Regions from separate parts of the Homo sapiens genome. Here regions 1, 2, 4, 5, 6 and 7 are each linked to region 3. Evidence: chromatin contacts called from ENCODE Hi-C or POLR2A ChIA-PET data. All regions are on one chromosome and are shown on one strand. The core of a region is the stretch at or near the end of the contact, and the rest is flanking DNA. Distances in the headings are between cores, read along the strand shown.

Region 1 (2,823 bases), core at 78-2,577, 2.6 Mb after region 3:
CTAACTTTTGAATTTTTTGTAGATACAGGGTCTTGCTATTTTGCCCAAGCTGGTCTTGAACTCCTGGGCTCAAGAGATCAGCCTCGGCCTCCCAAAGTGCTGGGATTACAGGTGTGAGCTACCACACCCAGCCTTACTTTTATTCTTAAGTGAGAATAACTGGTTTGGGTGTATCTAGGTCCAATCTCTCTGTGACTCACTTTCCTCATGGTGACAGAACAGCACCCACCTTATGGGGTTGTAAAGATTATAAAAGCACTTATCGTAACAAGTGCTCAGGAAATAGTTTTGCAGCCCGGCAAGGTGGCTCAGGCCTGTAATCCCAGCAATTTGGGAGGCCAAAGCAGGCAGATCACTTGAGGTCAGGAGTTTGAGACCAGCCTGGCCAACATGGTAAAACCTCGTCTCTACTAAAAATACAAACTTAGCTGGGCGTGGTGAAGCATGCCTGTAATCCCAGCTACTCCAGAGGTTGAGGCAGGATAATCGCTTGAACCGGGGAGGCAGAGGTTGCAGTGAGCTGAGATAGCACCACTGCCTTCATCCTGGGCAATAGAGCGAGACCCTGTCTCTCAAAAAAATAAAATAAAATAAAGTTTTCCTTTTTGAGACGAAGTTTCCCTCTTGTTACCCAGGCTGGAGTGCAATGGTGCGATCTTGGCTCACTGCAACCTCCCCCTCCGGAGTTCAAGAGATTCTCCTGCCTCAGCCTCCCGATTAGCTGGGATTACAGGTGCCCGCCACCACGCCCGACTAATTTTTGTATTTTTAGTATAGATGGGGTTTTCAGCATGTTGGCCAGGCTAGTCTGCGAACTCCTTTCAGATGATCCACCCACCTCGACCTCCCAAAGTGCTGGGATTACAGGCGTGAGCCACCGCGCCTGGCAGGAAATGTTAGTTTTCCAACCGTCCCCACCTCCCTTTCCAGGACGCCTAACCGTGTGGGTGCAGCACTGTTCCTCCTCTCTGAGGCTTTTCCCTCAGCTTTCCAGCCAGCTGCCTGTGACATAGCCTGTATTTTCCTCTGGGTGATCCACAGGCCTGGGAGGATTAATTTGGTACTTCCCTGAATGTGGCTTATTTCGGGCTTTCTAAGCGCTAAGATAGTGAGTGGGAGAAGGTGTTCGGGAATTCGGAGCTGGGAAAAACAGTAGTCTCATGGAAAACAACAGAAAAAAACCCCACTCCAGCCTGGTAACCAACGGTTGGCCGGGGGACGTGTCCGCGCTGCTCCCCCTCCGGCCGCCAGGGGGCGCAGGAAGAAGCTTTGGAGGTCTGTCCCGGGACCGCGTACTCGTCCTTCTTTCCCGTTAGTCTTTTCTTCACTTCCGTTGAGTTCCGCCTCGCCGTTTGTCCCTTGCGGTACCCGTCCGCATACGAATCTAGCCCGGGAACCGAGTTGCGGGAGTGCGGTCTGTGCCGTTCCGGCCAGGAGTTTGCCGACTGCAGACGTCCTGCGAACCGGCAAGATGTGCTCTCTGGGGTTGTTCCCTCCTCCACCGCCTCGGGGTCAAGTCACCCTATATGAGCACAATAACGAGCTGGTGACGGGCAGTAGCTATGAGAGCCCGCCCCCCGACTTCCGGGGCCAGGTGGCCAGGGCGAGGAGGGAGGGGACCTACAGGCATGGGGGCGGAGTCGGGGACTACTGGGGAAAGGAGGCAGTGTGACAGGGGCAGGGTCACAGAGTCTGGCGGAGTGGAAACAGCTTGGCCCCGGCAGGAGGCTAGAAGGGCTGGAATCTGTTTTAGGACTGGGATTGGAGTATAACGGGGGAACGGTTAAGGAGCTGTGGAGGAGGCCTAGAGGGAATGGAGAGAATGAGGGAGAATCTAGGGAGTGTGAGGATGCGGGAGAACTATCTAAAAGTTGGGGACAGTATCTGGGGAGGATCAGAAGGATACAACATGGAACTTTTTTCCATGGTGTTCCTGGGAAGGACAAGGAAGGGAAACTGACATTTATTGAGCGTTTGCTATGTAAGAAAGAGGCTGAGTCAGGTGTTTTCTAAAAATGTCATATGGTTTCATAATCACAGCAACCCTATGAAATATTATTCTAGTTGCACAGATACGGGAGCTAAGACTTGTTTCCCATTCTCACAAGTGTTAGCTTTGTGGAAATGGGAAACAGACCTCTGGAATCTCTTATACTTAGCCCAGCGGTGGGTTGGAGATGGCACGGAATTAAAGATTTGGGAAGAGACTGAATCACCGTCACACTCCTCACTTTTGTGCTATAGTGGATCAATCTTCCTGTCCTACAACTGACAAAGGATCCCCTAAAGACCCCTGGAAGGCTGGACCATGGCACAAGAACTGCCTTCATCCATCACCGGGAGCAAGTGTGGAAGAGATGCATCAACATTTGGTGAGGCATGGCAAAGGGTTTCCTGGGTCACAGTCTGCAGATCCTGGAAAATGAGTCAACACCCCTTTACCTTGGGGTGTTCTTCAAAAGACTTTTATTCAGGCTGTCTCCACGAGAGCTGTATATCCTAAATCATATGAAATTTTTAGTCCTTATTATAGAACTCAAATGCTCAATAAATGTCAGGTTCCCTTCCTTGCCCTTCCCAGGAACACTATGGAAAAAGTACTTCCATTTCATCTCTAGTAACTTGCCTTGCTTTCTGGCTTGATTAGGTGAACCTGCTCCCTGCCCCCACCTCATGGCATTACCACTTCTGAGCTTTTACCTGAAGCTCAGCAAGATCAGATATAAGGTTGCACTGAATAATCTCCTACATAGGTCATCCACTTTGCACTTGTAGGAGTGGAGCTACACTACCTGGTTTCATTTTCTTTTTTTTTTTTGAGAT
Region 2 (2,900 bases), core at 165-2,664, 2.5 Mb after region 3:
GAGGCTATGATGAAATAGCAATGACTAACAGGAAGGCGAAAGCCACCAGTATAAAGAAAATGGATTGGAGGGCAGAGGGGAGCTGCAGGGCATGCAGGACATGAACTAGGTTCAATGTGCCAAAAGTGGGCCTTAATTCTCCCTTGTACAAAATTAAACTAAGAAAACATTCAAAAAGTGCTTTGGGGATAGGAAATGTGAAGGACGGTAGGCATGGTGAGAGTTTCTAAATAAGAAAAAGTATCCTAAGGGAAAAAAAGGAAAAGGACAGGTAAGGCATAAAACAACATGTGGGTGCATGGAAAGCTTGCTAAAATTAAGTTTAAAAGAGATGGAGAGGCCAGGCGCGGTGGTCACGCCTGTAATCCCATTACTTTGGGAGGCGGAGGCAGGCAGATCACCTGGGGTCGGGAGTTTTGAGACCAGCCTGACCAACATGGAGAAACCCTGTCTCTACTAAAAATACAAAATTAGCCGGGTGTGGTGGCGCATGCCTGTAATTCCAGCTACTCCCGGAGGCTGAGGCAGGAGAATCGCCTGAATCCGGGAGGCAGAGGTTGCAGTGAGCCGAGATCGCACCATTGCATTCCAGTCTGGGTAACAAGAGCGAAAACTCCGTCTCAAAAAAAAAAAAAAAAAAAAAGACAAACAAAAATCCAAGTGTGAAAAGTAACGAGAGGGGAAAAAGAAGTAAAAAGTGTGAGTAGAAAAACATTTGTGAATACTGCTAAGGAACTAAAGGGATCTACAGGTTAGTAGTCAGAAGGTTTCGGGGCGGAGGGCGGGCCCTGAGGGAAAGGGCGGTTTCGGGGTGAGGGGCGTGGAAAGGGCGGGACGGTGGGGGGCGGGGGGGAAGGGAAATCTACGGAAAGTGGGGGGAGGAGGGCCTTGGAGCAGGCGGCGACCAGAGGGCGGACCAGGCAGGCGGTTGGCCCGGGCGGGGCCTTCGCTGCTCGGGCCGCCCCCGCGGCTCCAGCCCCCGGCGGGAGGAGCCTCAGGCGGGCGGCCGAGTAGTGGGGGGTAAGGCCCGTCCCCCGTGGCCGGGGCGGGCAGGGGGCGGGCGAGGCCACGCTGCCCCCTCCCCCGGGGCGGGCGGCCCATCCCCCTCCTCCTCGGAGGCCCCGCCACTGCCCCGTCTCCCTCCCTTCCCTCCGCCCCGGGCGGGACCTAGGCCGCCGCCGCCGCCGCCTCCCGCCCGCCCCCGCTTCACGGCGGGGATCGCCCGGTCGGCCCTCGCGCGCGCCCCCTCACTCGCCTCCCACCCCTAAGCTTGGAGTGGACTCATCCTTACCGCTCATGGTGGCAGCTGAGGGACAAGCTCAAGGGGGTCCTGTCCGGGGGGGTTGGGGGGGGCCGGGAAAAACGCGGACGCTGACGAGGCAAGCGAACCCGGACCGGACAGGGAGGGGGGGGTAAGGAGGAGGGAGCAGCGCGCCACAAGCCCAACCTAGGCCCCGCCCCTTCTCTGCTGCCCCGCCCAATGAGGGAGGGGGAAAGGAGGGACTTGCAGAAGAAAGACGGTGGAATTATCCAATGGCAAGACTCGCTTGCTCTCCAAGGCGTGTGAGACTAAGTTGCGTGCCTGGTGTCCGCCTAAAAAGACCGCCCTCTCAGTGTTAAAAGCCAATGAAGGATGCAGGAAGTGAAGATGGGCGGGAGCTGGAGATGATTGGCTTGGAAGGAAACCAGTCAACCGGCAGGCGGGCTCCCTGAGACGTAGGGATAGGCAAAGCTTTGATAGGAATGACAGAACAACGGCCAACCAGAATCCGGGATATGCTTGGGCAAAATCCTAGTGGGCGGAGAGGTAAGAAGTAGGCAGGAATAGGAGAGGATGAAGCTGATTAAAACCAATCAGAAATCAGGCGGGCAGCCAGGAACGTTATGATTGGAGTTAGACTGAAAAGAGACAGGAAAGGACGCATATTGACGTGAACTAAAAGCCAATTAAACGCCGAATTAACTGAGGGCGGAAACTTGGAGTGGCAGAGGAGAATTGGCGGCTCCCTCAGTTATTCAATCCAATGAGGGGACGAAGTAGGCCTGGCACCGCCTCCTAGTTAGCCAATGGGCGTTACTGGAGCTGCCCATCATGAGGGAGGGAAGAGGGCTATGCCAAGAGGAGACCGTCGCCATATTGGCCCTCCTCAGGGGACGTTGTTACAGTCATTAGGTGGGACGCTTTAGCGGAGTCCTGCAGCTCAACAGGTGTCAGAGCCAAGGCATTCGGCGCGCAGTTCCGCATCAACACTAGGACTTGTTTGCGTCTTCATTTAACTGCCCCTATAAAGTACCTCTCAAATCTTACCCCCCTCCCGGGTGGTCGGACAGGCGGGCAGATGCCTCAATGTCGCTGCAAGCCCTGGGAATGCAGGCGGGACGAGATCTGGTGACAGCACTCACCGAATAAGTTAATACTGAGCTGACCAATATGCAGAGTCTCCGTGAGACTCCAGAAAACGCGATTTTATTAAGTTCCCCCAGACAAAGGCGCTAACCACTTAAACGACTGGTTAACTTTTCAAGCCTTGAGGCTAAAGTGCGGATAAGTCACTTCCATTTTTTCCCCCTTAATAGTAAATACCGCCTATGCATAAAGCAAGATAGCTGAGCTCCAGCTTTTTGCAATCACGAAGGTTAAGAAACTTTACTGCAGGCACCTGGATTTCTGGCCTCCTCTTTATCCGTGTTTTGGTGGAGCCGGCCTTAATAGCTTGTCAATGACACGATGAGGTCATGTCCTTCAGTATTTGTATCTTATATGTTGTCACCTGCTTATATGTTCTTATGTTTTAAAATGTGAATTCTCCTAAACTATTTTAAGCCCTTTGAAGGTAAGAACTGAGGCCTCTGCTGCTTTAAACAGGTAAAAAGGTGAAGTGATTGCTGACTGCCTACCG
Region 3 (3,025 bases), core at 336-2,835:
GCAGGATGTCTGGGGGTGGGAAGGGGGCCTAGGGTTGGTAGTGAACAGGGGCGACTTTAGGTTTCCCTCCTGCACAAAGGTCTATTGAGCAGCCTCTGAAAGCTGCAGAGACCACTCCTGAGGTAGTTCAGTCAAGACCAACGTATCCCATTAGTTCTTAGAGGCTTCATCCCACACTCTCACGTCTAATCATAACAAGGTTAAGGACAAGATGTTAGACCCTGCAGGGCTGAAGTACAATCGGTGAAAAGAGAGCAAGGGTTTAAGACCACAGTGTCACAACACTTGCAATAACAGTGTATCGTATGCAAATACTTTTTATTTATTTATTTTGAGACTGAGTCTTGCTCTATAATACAAGCTGGAGTGCAGTGGCACGATCTTGGCTCACTGCAACCTCCACCTCCCAGGTTCATTCCTCAGCCTCCCGAGTAGCTGGGATTACAGGCACTCGCCACCACACCCGGCTAATTTTTGTATTTTTAGTAGAGATGGGATTTCACCATGTTGGCCATGGCTGGTCTCGAACTCCTGACCTCAAGTGATCTGCCCACCTGGGCCTCCCAAAGTGCTGGGATTACAGGCATGAGACACCGCACCCGGCCTGGAAATACTTTTTAAATGAGCCCCACCCCCAGACATTCTGAATTGGCCTCTAGTGGAAGTCACAGACATGGAGGATGGGAAGGAAGGCAAGCTGCGGCCCCCAGAAAACTTCTGAGGCCTAATTTGTCTTATAAAGGTCCTAGTCAGCCATTGCTCAGTTTTTTAGTTTTTTTTTTTTTTTTTTTTTTTTTTTTTTGAGACGGGGTCCCACTCTGTCGTCCAAGCTGGAGTGCAGTGGAGCGATCTTGGCTCACTGCAACCTCCGCCTCCCAGATTCAAGAAATTCTCTGCCTCAGCCTCCCGAGTAGCTGAGATTACAGGCACCCGCCACCACGCCCGGCTAATTTTTTTGTATTTTTAGTAGAGACGGGGTTTCGCCATCTTGGCCAGGTTGGTCTTGAACTCCGGACCTCGTGATCCACCCGCCTTGGCCTCCCAAAGTGCTGGGATTACAGGCGTGAGCAACCGCGCCTGGGTTTTGTTTTGTTTTTTAAATGGGACATGCTGCCTAGTGTTGGAGGTAGTCACCAATACTTACCTCCTGCCTCCTCCCTGGTTCCAGGGGTACTGCTGGACATTAAACTAAGCCAAAGTGGGGATATAAGCAGGAAGGTAAAAGGGTTGATAAGGAAAAAGCTATATGAGGGTGGAGGAGGGCAGAGTTGACACCTGAGGAGAGGAACCTGCAGCCGGGCTCCTCTCAGGCTGTAGGGGAAACAAGTTTAACAGGACTTAGCCCTGAAGGAACAACAGTTGCTGAAATGGGCGGCGGAGGGAGACCATATGGGTTCGTCTGCAGAATAGGGAGGTACGGCGCAGGGCAGGACTACAAATGGAGTGACACTACGGGACCGGATTATTGGCGAGTTGCCCCGCTTTAGATCCTCAGCGGTTGGACGAGTTTAATTAGAATACTAAGTAGGTCCGCCCAGAAGCTTTCACCCTGCCCTCTGACCCTAGGGCCCAGCCCGAGGAGGCACTCAGGGTTAGGAGGTCTGGGCGAGAAGCAACTAGGGCCCTCATCACTTCGCCGCCGAATCCCCGGCGCCGCCCAGCGGGGCAGAGCCAGGCCAGGGCCGCCCGCCCAACCTGGTCCGCTGCCTCTTCGGCCATGGAAGCTGCCGGCAGCCCTGCGGCTACGGAGACAGGTGACCGACCCGCGGCGCCCTCCGCCTTGCACGCCCCTCCCGCGGGTCTCTGGTGGTTGAGTGGGTTGGCCGACAGCAATCGGCACACGAATTCGACCTCCCCACCTTCTTAGGGTTAGATAGGGTCTCCAACCGTCCCTAGAAACACTTGTGCGCCCCAGTGCGTTCCTGGAGTTTGTCTGCTCCACGTCACCAAGCCGCTCTGAGATCTGGGTGCAGGCCAGAGCCTGGATATTCTTCCTTTCTTCATTTATAAGGCCCCCTTTTTGGGTGCAGGTGGGCCTTGCGCCCTTTTCCCTCGCAGGTCCTGGACGTACGAGGAGTTCCTGGGGATGAGAGGGACTGTGCCTCGGAACTTCTCTTGGCTCCCTGAGGACTGTTTTACAGGCAGCAAGCGCTCAGTAATGGTATCGGTGGCAGTAAAAAGCCCACGGCTTTATTTTATTAACTATTTCAGCTTCTCCACTCTTCCTCCTCCTCCACCTCCGCCCATGAAATGGTGCACTCTCCCTTTAAGACTAAGATGGTGGCTTGCTACGATCGGGACTCCACTTCCGGTGGGGAGGGGGGCGGGACCCCAGCCCGCTCACGCCGGAAGTGGTTTGCGTTTTCAAGATGGCGACTCCCTATGTTACTGACGAGACCGGCGGTGAGTGCGGGAGGCGCGGAGCCGCTTCTCTCCGGGCTCTCGGGGCAGGGGTTCGGACTTGGAAAGGGGTCTGTGCCCCGCCCATCCCGGGGCCCCTCCTTTGCCCCGCCCCCCGGACCGCCTTCCCCATTCATTCTCTCCTACGGGGTGTCTCCTGCGCCCCCTTCTGGTCTCGTGTTTGGGGTCTCTGCTTCCGGTCACCCAAACCCTGGGGTCCTTCAGTGCTGGTCCCTGCTTCAGGACCCTCACGGGCCCTTAGCTTTTCTCCAGCAGTTGGACCACTCATATCTCTTTTAGGTTCTTCAGGCTTGGGGGCTTCTACACTCTCATTTCCCTCCAGTTCCTGCCCTCCTTCTTTTCCCCTCCCCCATCTCAGCTATACTTGGTTTCTGCCCTACCCCAGTCCCGTTTTCATTATTTTTCTCGAAGCTTTATTTGCTGAAGACCTCCTCGTTTCTACATAGTACCTTTTCCTCTCCCGTATCTTCATTTGTTGGGTCACTGAGGTTTAGAGGTGTGAAGGGAAGAGGACCCTAATACAACTTTCAGCTTGAGTTTTCTCCCTGATGGAGCCACCCTTCGCTACCTTCTCCCGTGATGGTGATAGAAATTGAGGGGTCTA
Region 4 (2,946 bases), core at 377-2,876, 2.9 Mb after region 3:
TAGGACTTTTACTAGCCCACTGGAGAAAAAAATATGAACATTTTTGTAAACTTCAGATGCTTTCGGGCAGCGTCCTAAACTGATGATGACACCTTGATACTTTTAAGTTGCTAAGGAGTCTCAAAGATTATGACCTTGCTCTGCCAGCTGAGAGCAGTGTGGCCTTAAATAATATTCCTTAGCTGAGAAATACCACTAGCTCTCTGCAGTACCTCAGGATGGAAGGAGACAACATGCACAAAAGTGCTTGGTCAACTGTCAAGCGTTACACCAATGAAAGATGTTCAAATGCACCTCAAATTTCTCAACATTTTCCAAAGCCAACCAAAACCCTTAGCTTCTTTGTAATAGAGACGATGAATTACTAGGTAAGAAATGAGCACCCAGAGATAGAAGTTCAAATAATGTTTTGAAGAATGCAAGGTCATGCCAGAGAAAACAAACTATATTCCTCAAACTAAAATCAATGCTACAAGATGTTGGGTCATCACTGCTTTTATAAGCCCATTAGAAATGTAATTAGACTTGCAAGGCACTGATACTCCCCTCCAAGGTTGTCTAAAGAAGTAAGCAACTCCAGCCATTAGTAAGCACTATTTTAAAAGTACCTGCTGGTAGTTGCACAGTTACCTTAAAAAAAAAAAAAAAAAAAAAAAAAAAAGGCTGAAATCTACCATTGGAGCTATCCAAATTCAACCAACATGGAAGCGCCGGAAGCGAAACCTGATCCTGGCATATAGCTGCGCTGAGTAAAAAATGCCTCCAATTGAGTATGAGAAAAAAGCCTAGAAGGAAATCTAGGTGCACACCGGTGCTTCTCCAACACGTGGGCGCACCTAACTGGATTCCCCACCCCCATCTAACGCCAATAGCACCAACCTCCAAGGCTAACACACACACCCTTAGAAGAATACAGGCACAGGGCCCACACTCTAGAAAGGGAAGAGACAACCTAAAAGGACATAAGTGCGCAACACAGGCGCGTTAAAAAGCTTCCCATCTGGGTTCTAGCGCACGCATTGAAGGCGCGCCCGTCTCTACTACCCTCGTGTCTCCTACCGCGCACGCGCACCGCTGCCTTCCCCCGCCCCTCCACCAACTCGCGCTCGCGTTCCAACTGCTCCCCCCCACCACACTTACTCCCCTACCCCCCACTCCGGTCCGCTACAGCCTCGCGCCTTGGAGACGTAGTCTAATGTGCACTCGTCCGCGCAGCAACCGCCTCCTTCCTTCCTCCACGCCTTCACGCGGGCACGGTGATTCACGTCTACGAAAAGGCCTCGCACCACCCGCACACCTTTCTGCGCCTCCTTCCCCAATTCAAGCCAGAGTCTACCATTACTGCCTATTCCAATCTCGCGCAGAAAGGGTGAAAAGAGTGTGAGGGGGAGGGGAAGGTGTCCTTCCCCTCCCCCCCAAACATCCAGAGGCAGTAACCTAACAGGGCCACGCCGCCAGCCTGCCGCAGCCCTCAATTCAGAAAGGAACCAGTGCCAGCAATTCCCCGACTTCAGGAAATCAGTGGATCACGCTCGGAGGGGGGTTTCAGAGCCCAGTCCTTGGCCGCGCTCGGCTGCTCGCTCACCTGAGGCCGCCATGTTGGGAGAGGGAAAGAGAACGCAAAAGACCCGGATGAGGCAATCACGTGATTATAGCGGGCGCGTCGAGCTAGGAGACGCGAAGCTGGGAGGGGGCGGGGAGGTGAGGACGGAGACAGGAGGCGGGGCGGCGCTGCTCTAGGTTCGTAAAGCTGCGCGGCGAGGTGGCACGCCGTCCGACGGGAAGACATGCGCGACATGTGGCCAAAGGGGCGGGGCCTGGGTTGTCGCGAAACCCCTCACGCTTTACGTAGGGCTACACGCGAGCGCGGGGCTGGAGCTGAGTCCTGGCCGGCCTCCTGACGCACAGACTTCCTGCCGGAAGAGTGGCGGGAAGGGCGGGGCTTCGCTGCTGCTTCTGCTTACTCTGCACGGAGCCGGTGATGGGTGTGGCGAAATGGATGTGCTGAAAGGGAAGATTCTGAGTTTAATGTACTTTTTTGAGACGGAGTTTCGCTCCTGTTGTCCGGGCTGGAGTGCAATGGCGTGCGCGACCTCGGCTCATTGCAACCCCCGCCTCTCGGGTTCAGGCGATTCACCTGCCTCAGCCTCTGGAGTAGCTGGGATTACAGGCGCCCACCACCATTCGCTGCTAGTTTTTTGTATTTTTAGTAGAAACGGGATATTTCACCATATTGGCCATGCTGGTCTTGAACTCCTGGTCTCAGGCTATCCACCCGCCTCGGCCTCCCAAAGTGCTGGATTATAGGCGTGAGCCACCGCGCCCGGCCTAGTTTTTAAAAGCCACATCAGAAATCACTGATTTTATTTTTATTTATTTTTATTTTTTGAGACGGGGTCTCGCCCTGTCTCCCAAGCTGGAGTGCAGTGGCGCGATCTCGGCTCACTGCAGCCTCAACCTCCGGGGCTCAAGCAGTTCTTCCACCTCAGCCTCCTGAGTAGCTGGGACCACAGGCGAGTGCCTCCAGGACCAGCTAATTAAAAAAAAGTCTTTGTGTGGAGACAGAGTGGCGGGCTTGGGGGGGGCGGTGTGTCTCCCTGTGTCGCCTGGGCTGGTCTCGAACTCCTGGACTCAAGCATTCCTCCCTCCGAGGCCTCCCACAGTGCCGGGATTACAGGCATCAACCACTGTTTGTTTTCAAATTACTTTTTGTAAAGGCAAAACAAATCGAACGTCTTGTGTAAGAATGGTTTTAATGAGGCATATTTAGACGGAATAAGAAGGTAACAAATGCTGAACACTTAATTGTCATGGGCTTTTACCTCATTTAATGGTCCAATTTGCTGACTAGGTTTAGTCCAACTTAGGCCTTTAGGATTTCTGAGACTAGGGCTATTCATGCTTCCCCTAGCTGATGTTCCATTTCATTCATTAAATGAAAATTTT
Region 5 (3,280 bases), core at 408-2,907, 2.4 Mb after region 3:
AGGGAATCAATCAAGCCCCTTCTGACCAACCTCCCCCTGCTGAAGACTGGAAGTGTTTCACTAATTGCTGGAAGGAAGAGCCCTTATCTTTCCGTTAGCTTCCAGAATTAAGCCATGCCAAGCAGGACTTCTGAGCTCAAACGCCTTGGGTGGACTTCTGAGCGCAAATGCTTTAATTTCCTTTGCAAAGCACTTTCTTTTCCCTCAATAAATACAGAGAGCTGGAATAAGAGAGGGTAGGCTCTGGAGTAAAAGCCCCACTCTGCCACATACTAGGCATGTGACCATGCACCAGCCATTTACTATCTCAAACACTCAGTTTCCTCATATTCAACATGGGCGGGCGGGGGGAGGAGTCGGGGGGGCGGATACTACCACCTACAATCATTGGTTAGACTGAGGTTTAAAATTAAACGGGAATTTGGTTAAGCACCGGGAACAGAGCCCAGCACGCCAGGCACTCACTCCCCCAAATACTCCACTGGGATTTCAGTTATCTTCTCTTACTTTTCCTCTAGGGTGATGGGGATCTGCCAGATCACTGTGGGAGTCCTGCTCGCTCCTCTAACTCTCCCACGTCCTACCCACCTTCTTACAGCCCTGTTCTCCCAATCCAGTCAGTAGCTTTTCCCCTGAAATCTCTCCTTCCCTCACTGGCCTTGGAGAAAAGGACTGTGAAGAGAGAGACTCCAAGAAACAAAGCCATGGGGACCTGCAAATGCACACCCCAGCCAGGCTGCCCAAGCCTTCCTCACCAGTGCAGCTGGTGTCGCCAACGGTGACCCGGAAGGTGAAATTAGGCTGGTGGGCTTGGCCCTCGGCTTTGAGAAGGTCGTACACAGGCGTCTTCCCTATTCTGGTCCCATACTCCTGCAGAAGGCTGATCGGGGTCTTGCCTGGGTTGGCGGCCAGCATTTGCTCTATACTGGGGGAAGGGGCACAGACCCACATCACACCTCCCCTCTCTGCACCCACCTAGCCAAGCACTTCCATACCAGACCTAGGCACATTATGGGGGACATAGGGTCCAAGGAACCCCAGACAGTCTAGCATCCATTGGCTGGGTTCCAAGTGGAGGTGCAGGCTGGAAAAGTAGGGCCCACTACCCCAAAGCAAGGGGGGAAGAATGCATTGCTCCTGCCTCAGTTAAGGTGGGCACGATCCTGTGCCCCAATGCAGGTTGAAAGTGCATACCCCCTGACACAGTGCAAGCCAGGAACCCAGTACCCACCAAATGCACTGAATGTGGGGGCATAAAGCCCAGTGTTCCAGTGCAGTCTGGGAACCGGGCCAACCCCAAACTATTTAGAGCTGGAGGCAGCAGCCACTGCCCCGGTGCACGCCGGGAACCACTGCCCACTGCCCCAGTGCTTGCCGGGAACAACCCTCAGGCCAGGTGCATGCTGGGGCCGCGCCGCTACTCCCTCCGCACGGCCCCACGCTTTTCGCCCTGAAGGAATCGGTACGAGACGGCTCACCTAGGCAGCCCGCAGCCCGTGGTAGTGCCGGAGCCTTGCTCCTCTTCACTCATTCCCTCCTCCGTCCCCGCGGGCGCCACCGTGACTGCAGCCTCCACGCGCCCCAATACACAGCCGACGAGCTAGGGCCGGGGCCAAGCCCGGAGTCGCGGCCGGTAGGGCCCGCCGCGGGGCACGCTGGGATATGGAGTCCCCCGCCCACCCTACTTCGTGAGCCTCCATCTGGAGGGGAGCTATCCGCCCCACAACCCTCTGCGTGCGTGGCTCGCCCGGGCAGGCTGCACCGCCTTCTGGGAGGAGCGGGCCCTCCGCCGTCGCTTCTCGAGAAGGCCGTATTTTTTTGTTTGTAATACCGTCCCGCCTCCTTCCTTCCGCGCCCCCTCTCTCCCGGTCCGTGAAGCTGTGGACATGCGTACTAGCGGAGGGGAAGCCGCTGGGTAGGGAGGCGGTAAGGACTCACTTGGGCACGGAGCCTTTTGGATCGCGAGAAAACTACAGAACCCAAGAGCCCGCGCGCCATCTGTGTCGCAGCTGGAGAGGCAGGGTCAAGCACGCACGAGAAGCTTCATGGCGTCATTGGTTACTCCCATTGCGATTACTTCCCCTAGGTGCACTGAGATTGGTTACTTCGACTAAAGGGGCGGAGACAAGGAAAAGTCAGCCCCCCCCGACCCCGCCTCCTTGATGAAGGAAGGTTGTGATTGGTCCGGAGAGGCTGCCGTCGGATCCTGGCTCTTTGCGGTCTGGGAGGGTGGGCCTTACCTAGACGCCGGAGGGGACCGATCTCTGTTTCCGCAGGGCTCTGGAGCTGGTGCAGGTTTAAGTCCGTCTCAGACAGTCCCCTCAACCCACAGCCTAAGCCCCTTGCCCTTGGGCCTCCGTGACACAGAACTTGCTTCCTTTTCCTAGGTCGTCCTTCACCTCCCTTCAGGTGTTGCTTCTTTTGTGAAACCTTTTTAGAACCGCTCTAGTGAACCTCTCTTTAACTGGCGAGGAAACCTCTGGGGCCTGATAATCAGGCTGTAATGTGGGACGACAGGATTAGAAGGACTAGGCACCTTGGTGGTCTTGTTCCCTCTTCCATGAGTCTTGGGTCTCTCAGCTGAAGAGAGCAAAAGTGAATTTTGGCCGCCTAAGATTAATCAACTGATCTGGGTGTTGAGCAGACGCGCATTGTTTAGTCCTAGAGCCCCATTGCCTCCTCCCCCAAAGTTGCACAACCACTGGGCTGAGGGAAATCTTGTGACCTTGGAGAGAGAAAGGGAGAGACCACATTAAAAAAAAAAAAGGTTCTAATGAGTGTTCTGAGAAGGGGTCAAGAAAGATGTCTTACTCTGAGCCGGGGTTGGAGGTCCAGAGGAATCTTGAAATGATAATGAGGGGTCATCCAGGAACACTGGAGGAGGATGGGGCCTAGAGCCGAGTGAATTCCAAGTGGGTGAAATTGGAGTGAGTGGTGACAATCAAGGGAAGGAGAGCTGGCAAGATCGGTATGATAGGGGGAGCAATGCCAGAGCGCTAGGGATCCCAACTGAGGGGCTGCTCTCTCCGATGTAGAAAGGAGTCTATAAGACGGGTCATAGGGGGTTCCTGTGGAATCAGCCTGAGGCCTGAGGTGGGACCTCCATAGGACACCGCCAGCAGGGAGGCGCGGGGCCCAGGCGGGCCAGGTACGAGCCTGGAGCGCGCCGGATGGCAGCAGCGGGCTCCTTTAAGAGGCCGGCGGCTCCATCGCAGCATCCCCCGCTCAGGGCGTGTCCGTCCCGGGGGGCCAGGGGCGGGGGCCCTGGAAGGAGCGGGAG
Region 6 (2,939 bases), core at 336-2,835, 2.3 Mb after region 3:
ACATACAAATTTTTCTTATATATTTAAGGTATGTTTCCATCACTGTATTCTTTTAAGTAGGAATTGTTTTAGGGGAGAATAGTTTGGAAGCCAAGACTCCTCTCAACTTTTCTCAATTCACTACATAAGAAAGAAAGATTTTACATCTGTTTCATTTTAGGTATCTAGGGAGAAATCACCCAGATTCTTCCTACCTCTCAGAGGGTGCTGTGAGGATAGATGAGATGCTAGACAGAAAGTTCAGAAAGCTGAGTAACATAAAGCTGCAAAAGGAGAGAACAGAGATTCCATAGATAATATTTTAAGTCAACTACAATTCGTTAAATTTTAAGAAAATTATTTATTTTATTTATTTATCGAGACAGGGTTTCACTCTGTTGTCCAGGCTGGAGTGCAGTGGCCTGATGTGGGCTCACTGCCACCTCAACCTCCTGGGCTCAAGCGATCTTCCCACTTAGCCCCCCGAATAGCTACTACAGGTGCAGGCCACCATGCCCGGCTAATTTTATATTTTTTCGTAGAGCTGAGTTTTCGCCATGTTGCCCAGGCTGGTCTCAAATTCCTGGGCTCAGGCGATCCTCTTGCCTCGGCCTAGCAGTGTTGGGATTACAGACGTGAGCCACTGCACCCAGCCTGTTTTTTGTTTTTCTTTTTTCTTTTCCTGGTTTGTCTTGAACAAGACATATAAATGTAAGACTATAGACTTTGCATTTGATATTTCCCCCGAAATCTTCCCAGGTCATAATTCAACTCCTGGTGTGTTACTTCCTCAAAGAGGTCTTCTCTCAAACACTAGGAGTAAAGCTTCTTCCCCACTCCTAGTCACCTTCTGTCTCACTATCCTGAAGCGCTTTTCACTATTTGAAATATTTGTGTTTATTGGCTTTTTAACTGTCTCCCCTTCCTCACTCAAATATAAATTCTACCTGGGTTGGTAACTCCTTAACCCCATGCTTAGAACAATGCTTTGCACGGGGGGTATAGCTCAGGGATAGAGCATTCGACTGCAGAACAATGCTTTGCATGTAGTATGCCCTACGTTTTGTGAAAATATTTGCTGAATAATATAGTGATTTTAAAAAATCCCCAAGCAGTTTCATGTATCTCATTTGATCATTACAACTATTTGAATAAAATGAGATTGTTAGTCCCATTGTACAGAGACTCAGAGAAGGTTTTCACCCAAGGCAATAGGGCTAGTAAAATGGTAGTGTTAGAATTGCTGTGCGGGTGGATTGCTTTGTCCGTACATGGACTTCATTTCTAGCGCTAAGGGTATTTTAAATTACTTTGCCGTTAAGGAAGCGATGACTCTGAAAGATAGTAGTAACCACCACTACAGGCACCTGTAAAGATCCTCTCTCCTTTTTCCTTTCTTTCTCCCGCTAGATTCTGCAGCCGAACACGTGTGACCTGTGTGGACAGTACTCGCTCAGTCTCCCTCCCCAGCCCTGCCCACAGTAAGCCCGGCCCCTTCTTTTCCCGGAGCCCCCGCCTCTCGGCCGCTTTCCAACTCAGCCCCCACGGATCTCGCCCTTCCCCCGCGGACCCATGACTTCTCGCGAGAGTTGAGCGCGCCTGGCCGGACGGGAGGAAAGTATCCGTTCCGCCAAGGGGGGAAAGGAGGAGCTGGAGACAGATTGTAGGACCGAGCGCGGGCAGGCGGGAGGCAACGGAGCTACCAGCCGGTAAGTCCTTTTAACATTAGCTAGTCCATGATCTGACGGGAGTCTCCCTTTCAACTCTGGCCAGTCCCAGCGTTCCAGGCTGGGGTCTCCCCTCCCAGTCTGTGTTGGACGGGGGCGCTGAGGCGGTGGCCGGGCCCTGTCTGAGGAAGAGGGTGGGGCATAGGCCAAAGCCGACCAATGGGAGAGAAGGAAGCCTCGATTGGCGGCGATGAGCGCTAATGGGAGATCGCTTTTACGTTGCCGAGCGCCGCCCTTCTCTCCCTACTCCCGCCTCCTTCCTTTGGGGGGAAGGCGGGGCCAGAGGCTTGAAGTGTGGGGAGAACTTGGTGTAAGTAGCCCCGGGGGGCACAGGGCGTGGCAAGGAGAGGGGAATTGAATCCTGAGGGAAGGGTAGTCTAGTGGAGCCTAATGGAAGGATCATGGGATGGGGTGGAATGGGAGAAAGAGGAGGGATACTAAACTAAGTTAGAAACCCAGGGCTTCCCAAAGAGTGGGATTAGGAGCTTGGAATTGGAAAAGGGTAATAGGAAGGAGGTAGGAATGAGTAGATGAGAACAAAGATCTTGATCTGGTGACACAACACCCCGTTGGGTTTGGCAGAAAAGATAGATGGGGTGGATTATTGGAAATGAGGGTCATGGCATTTTGATTGAATTAATTAAAAGAACATCAGGGACATGATATCAGAGAGAAAGTATGGATTTGGAGAAAATTAAGTGAATTAATTTAAGAGGACAGTATGGGTGAGCTGAGTCGCCATAAGGCATGGCTTCTGGAAGGATATGAGCCTTGAGAGCGATAAGAGGTGTTTGGGAAGGAGATGGCTGATATACACATGTCTTTAGCCTAGGTATCAGGTGGTTGGGATATTGATTTAGGGCTTCTGGTGGATATGGCACCCAGACTGGTGACCAGCCTCCAAGATGCTGGGATGGGGGTTGAGAAGGAGAAAAATAGAACGCTTTCATCGCTTCTCTGATTTTCCTTCTCCCTCTCTTCTATTACCCAAACTCTTCCCAGACACCAGGATGTGGTCTTGGGACTTAAGCAGTCCAAGTTGGAGCCCCATAGGGACTTAATATGTTGCTCTGAATTGCTTGTTATGTTCTCTGACTGGGGTGTTTACAACCCAGGGCACCTCCTACCCAGATTCCCGCGTTGCTACTTTCCTAACTTTAAAAGTTTGTTTTCTGCTTAACAGAGGGTGTTTTAGTATCTCTGAGGGTCATGTCATATTAAGTACAGGTGTGT
Region 7 (2,898 bases), core at 218-2,717, 2.7 Mb after region 3:
TGCTCTCCCTACGGGCTTCATCCTTGCCTTGGCTTCAGCTGTTGTTCCTGCACTCTCTGCTTCTCCCAGTTCACCTCCTCCACCCCTTTCCCAGGATCCACTACTGTGTTGGCTCCTGGTTCCCCAATCACATGCTCTGAGCCTGGCCCTATGCCTCTCTCTTCCAAGTTTCCAGTTGTGTGGACCTTGAATTTCTCAAAGCCTCTTCACTTCTCACCTCTGCTACTTCTCATCCCTACTAATTCTCTTATCAAGCCCTTACTTAGTATGTGCCAGGTAGTCTTGTAGGCAATTGATATGAATTATCTCTTTTAATTCTCACGACAATCCTGTGAGTCTTGCTGGACAGATGAGAAAACAGCTGCAGGCAGGTTTAAGTAACTCAGCTAAGCTCCTTACTACTAGTAAGTAGTAGAGCCAGGATTTGAACTCTAGCAACTTGGCTCCAGAGCCTATGTAGTCAAGCACACTTATATAATGTATCCTGGGTTTTCAAAATGAACAAGTCTGTAATTTCTGGCCTCTCTACAGTACTTACTGCCCCTATTCCCTCCTATCATGTTCCTTCCTATATAAGTAAATGGAGAGATCATGAATTTTGGAGGCAGGCAGACCTGGATTTAAATCCCAGACCAGCCGAGTGTGCCTGTAATCCCAGCTACTCAGGAGGCCAAAGTGGGAGGATTGCTTGAGTCCAGGAGTTACAGACCAGCCTGGGCAACACAGCAAGACCCTGTCTCAAAAATAAAAAACAGGCTGGGCATGGTGGCCCACACCTGTAATCCCAGCACTTTGGGAGGCCGAGGTGGGCAGATCAATTGAGGTCAAGAGTTTGAGACCAGCCTGGCCAACATGGTGAAACCCCGTCTCTATTAAGAATATAAAACGTTGCTGGGCATGGTAGTGCACCCCTGTAATCCCAGCTATTCGGGAGGCTGAGGCAGGAGAATCGCTTGAACCTGGGAGGCGGAGTTTGCAGTGAGCTGAGATTGTGCCATGGGACAGTGAGCTGAGATTGTGCCTGGGAAACAGAGCAAGACCCTGTCTCAAAAGTTAAATTAAATTAAAATAAAAAAAATAAAATAATAAAAATTTAAAATAAAAATCTTTTTTCTTTTTTTTTTTTAAATCCTAGACTAGCTACTTACTAGCTGTGGGACCTTGGGCAAAATTCTTTATTTCCTGCTTCCAAGCCTCAATCTCTGCATCTGTAAAATTGGGGCTTGGGGGAATATTAACCCCTATCTTATGAGATTGTTGTGAGGGTTAATTGTAATATGTTACGTTCAACACATGACAGGGGTTCAATAAATGGGCTTCTTTCTTCCAGATCTCTGTATTGTCCACTCCCTTGGCTCAGCCCCACCCCTATCTGCACCACCTTCTAGATCAGTCACCCCCACCAACCCCAAATCTTCCCCACCCTGGGGAGTGTCACTTCCTCCTCTGCCGTCTCCCAGATCAGTACACAAAGGCTGCTGCTGCCGCCAGAGGAAGGACTGCTCTGCACGCACCTGTGAGTACCAGGGCACCAGCCCTTCTGCCTCCTCTCCTTACAAGCTCTGGCCCACCTGGTCCCAACCTCTTGGGAAGAGGGCTCTGACCTGGATACCGAGGGTCCTGTCCAGACTTGAGAAAGGCTCTGAACTCCTTTCTGCATTCCTAAGATCCCCTGACCTGGTTCCCTCCTCCAGTTTCACAGTACCCCCACCTCCACCTCTCCAAAAGCCCAATCTCTCCTGCATCAGTTTCCCATGAGTGGGTCTGGAGGCAGGGATGTATATGAGTGCTGTCATCTGAGTGCCTGCCATGTGCCAAGGACTATACCGAAGTAGGGCAGGTATACCGATTATACTGAGGGAGGGTTCTTCCAACATCACCCCCAGCTGCTATCCCTAATGCTCTGCCTTCAGCTCAGACTTCTTCCTAATCGGCACCTTGGTCACAGACTCCACTGTCCTGGGACACTGAGGCCCAGCAGCTCAGTTCCGTCCCCTCCTTGTGACTCCCAGTGGGCAGCAGAGGGTTCTGCTTGATTTGGAAGGTAGGGATGGGTTTGGAAGAGGCTCTGTTTCTCAGCTGCTGAGGGGGGTCACAGGGTGTGTACTGGAGTCAGAATGGAGTCCAGAAAAATGGAAATAACCACTTGGTCCCAGAGAGAGAAGGGAAGACTGCAGAATACCCCTAAGGAAAGAGAAATGGGATTAGGCAGAGCCCACCAGGGCTAGTGGGGAGAGAACACAACTTTTGATGGAGATAGTGCCTGGGTTGGAGGGAGGAAAGGAGAAAGCACAGCAGAGGCCTGGCCCTGCCCTGTCCTGCCCTGCCCCTAGTTCACTGGGTGACCCTGGCCTCATGGAATTTAGGTTTCCATTTGTAAAAAGAGTGGGATGGAGTAGTAGATTCAGCCATTCTATAGTTAGGAACAGAGGGGAAAAGGAAGTAAAATAGCCCTATGAAGAAGTGGAGCAGAGAAAAGCAGCAGAGAGATGCAATAGAAGTTTTGAAATGAAAGGAGCCAGAGAGAGACAGAGAAGCAGACAGAGAAATAGGTGGCAGAACATGTATTCTCAAGGAGGGGAGAAGAGAGGATAATTGGAAAGAAAGGTAGGAAAGGGCTGTCCAGGAAGTCCCAGGGCCCCCTTTAAGGGGAGATGAGTGGGCCTAAGGTCTCTGAAAAACCTATGCGGCAGCCGGGGCTCCACTTGTGAGAGATGAGTCAAAACCCGGCTTTGGGTTGCAGCATCTCCAGCCTCCCTGACCACAGGCATGCAGAGCAAGCAGGGCTGAGGTTACGCTGAGGCTGAGCTGGGACTGGCCTCTCCCCGAGGGGTGGAGGCTCCGTTATATATGGCGCCTGAGGTCACAGGTGGTGGGGAGCAGGACCAGGACATTCAA

The links. Hi-C counts contacts between places; a loop is a spot of excess contacts on that map. ChIA-PET counts read pairs that join two places held with the same protein, here RNA polymerase II (POLR2A). Pooled maps may share reads with other maps.
Region 1: a pooled map shows a loop between it and region 3 (18-fold over the local background). The contact joins the promoter of AAAS here to the promoter of PYM1 in region 3. A Hi-C loop is called at or near these places in 8 of 50 pooled maps. POLR2A ChIA-PET finds 5 or more read pairs at or near these places in 2 of 52 experiments (OCI-LY7 and activated T-cell).
Region 2: a loop to region 3 is called in a pooled map, with 16 times the contacts of the local background. The contact joins the promoter of SP1 here to the promoter of PYM1 in region 3. A Hi-C loop is called at or near these places in 2 of 37 single-sample maps with no recorded cell type and 6 of 50 pooled maps.
Region 4: a loop to region 3 is called in a map with no recorded cell type, with 10 times the contacts of the local background. The contact joins the promoter of EIF4B here to the promoter of PYM1 in region 3. A Hi-C loop is called at or near these places in 2 of 37 single-sample maps with no recorded cell type and 5 of 50 pooled maps. POLR2A ChIA-PET finds 5 or more read pairs at or near these places in 1 of 52 experiments (activated B cell).
Region 5: a loop to region 3 is called in a pooled map, with 19 times the contacts of the local background. The contact joins the promoter of TARBP2 here to the promoter of PYM1 in region 3. A Hi-C loop is called at or near these places in 7 of 50 pooled maps.
Region 6: a loop to region 3 is called in a map of naive thymus-derived CD4-positive, alpha-beta T cell, with 14 times the contacts of the local background. The contact joins the promoter of ATF7-NPFF here to the promoter of PYM1 in region 3. A Hi-C loop is called at or near these places in 1 of 168 maps with a recorded cell type or tissue (naive thymus-derived CD4-positive, alpha-beta T cell), 1 of 37 single-sample maps with no recorded cell type and 6 of 50 pooled maps.
Region 7: a pooled map shows a loop between it and region 3 (8-fold over the local background). The contact joins the promoter of ITGB7 here to the promoter of PYM1 in region 3. A Hi-C loop is called at or near these places in 1 of 168 maps with a recorded cell type or tissue (OCI-LY7) and 4 of 50 pooled maps. POLR2A ChIA-PET finds 5 or more read pairs at or near these places in 1 of 52 experiments (naive thymus-derived CD4-positive, alpha-beta T cell).

Annotation. Positions count from the first base shown.
Region 1 is chr12:53,320,114-53,322,936 of GRCh38, reverse strand. AAAS (aladin WD repeat nucleoporin) reads left to right here and starts at 1,327. Exons shown (of 16, transcript NM_015665.6): 1 at 1,327-1,594; 2 at 2,245-2,372. The coding sequence starts at 1,472. RefSeq lists enhancers at 1,161-1,210, 1,291-1,480, 2,699-2,788.
Region 2 is chr12:53,378,690-53,381,589 of GRCh38, reverse strand. SP1 (Sp1 transcription factor) reads right to left here and starts at 1,414. Exons shown (of 6, transcript NM_138473.3): 1 at 1,292-1,414. The coding sequence starts at 1,298. RefSeq lists enhancers at 1-640, 1,491-1,785, 1,618-1,917, 1,821-2,321 and a silencer at 748-1,377.
Region 3 is chr12:55,926,454-55,929,478 of GRCh38, reverse strand. PYM1 (PYM1 exon junction complex associated factor) reads left to right here and starts at 1,585. Exons shown (of 3, transcript NM_032345.3): 1 at 1,585-1,754. The coding sequence starts at 1,718. It also overlaps a transcript of DGKA not described here. RefSeq lists enhancers at 1,314-1,894, 1,974-2,143, 2,184-2,403, 1,895-2,475 and a silencer at 2,494-2,643.
Region 4 is chr12:53,005,136-53,008,081 of GRCh38, reverse strand. EIF4B (eukaryotic translation initiation factor 4B) reads right to left here and starts at 1,626. Exons shown (of 15, transcript NM_001417.7): 1 at 1,586-1,626. The coding sequence starts at 1,598. RefSeq lists enhancers at 768-1,511, 1,512-2,255.
Region 5 is chr12:53,499,660-53,502,939 of GRCh38, reverse strand. It overlaps TARBP2 (TARBP2 subunit of RISC loading complex), which reads right to left and starts at 1,657. Exons shown (of 9, transcript NM_134323.2): 1 at 1,479-1,657; 2 at 756-925. The coding sequence starts at 1,531. It also overlaps a transcript of MAP3K12 not described here. RefSeq lists an enhancer at 1,723-2,022 and a silencer at 3,116-3,280.
Region 6 is chr12:53,625,028-53,627,966 of GRCh38, reverse strand. It overlaps ATF7-NPFF (ATF7-NPFF readthrough), which reads left to right and starts at 1,585. Exons shown (of 15, transcript NR_159377.1): 1 at 1,585-1,688. ATF7 (activating transcription factor 7) reads left to right here and starts at 1,585. Exons shown (of 12, transcript NM_006856.3): 1 at 1,585-1,688. RefSeq lists an enhancer at 1,659-1,728.
Region 7 is chr12:53,205,820-53,208,717 of GRCh38, reverse strand. ITGB7 (integrin subunit beta 7) reads left to right here and starts at 1,467. Exons shown (of 16, transcript NM_000889.3): 1 at 1,467-1,516.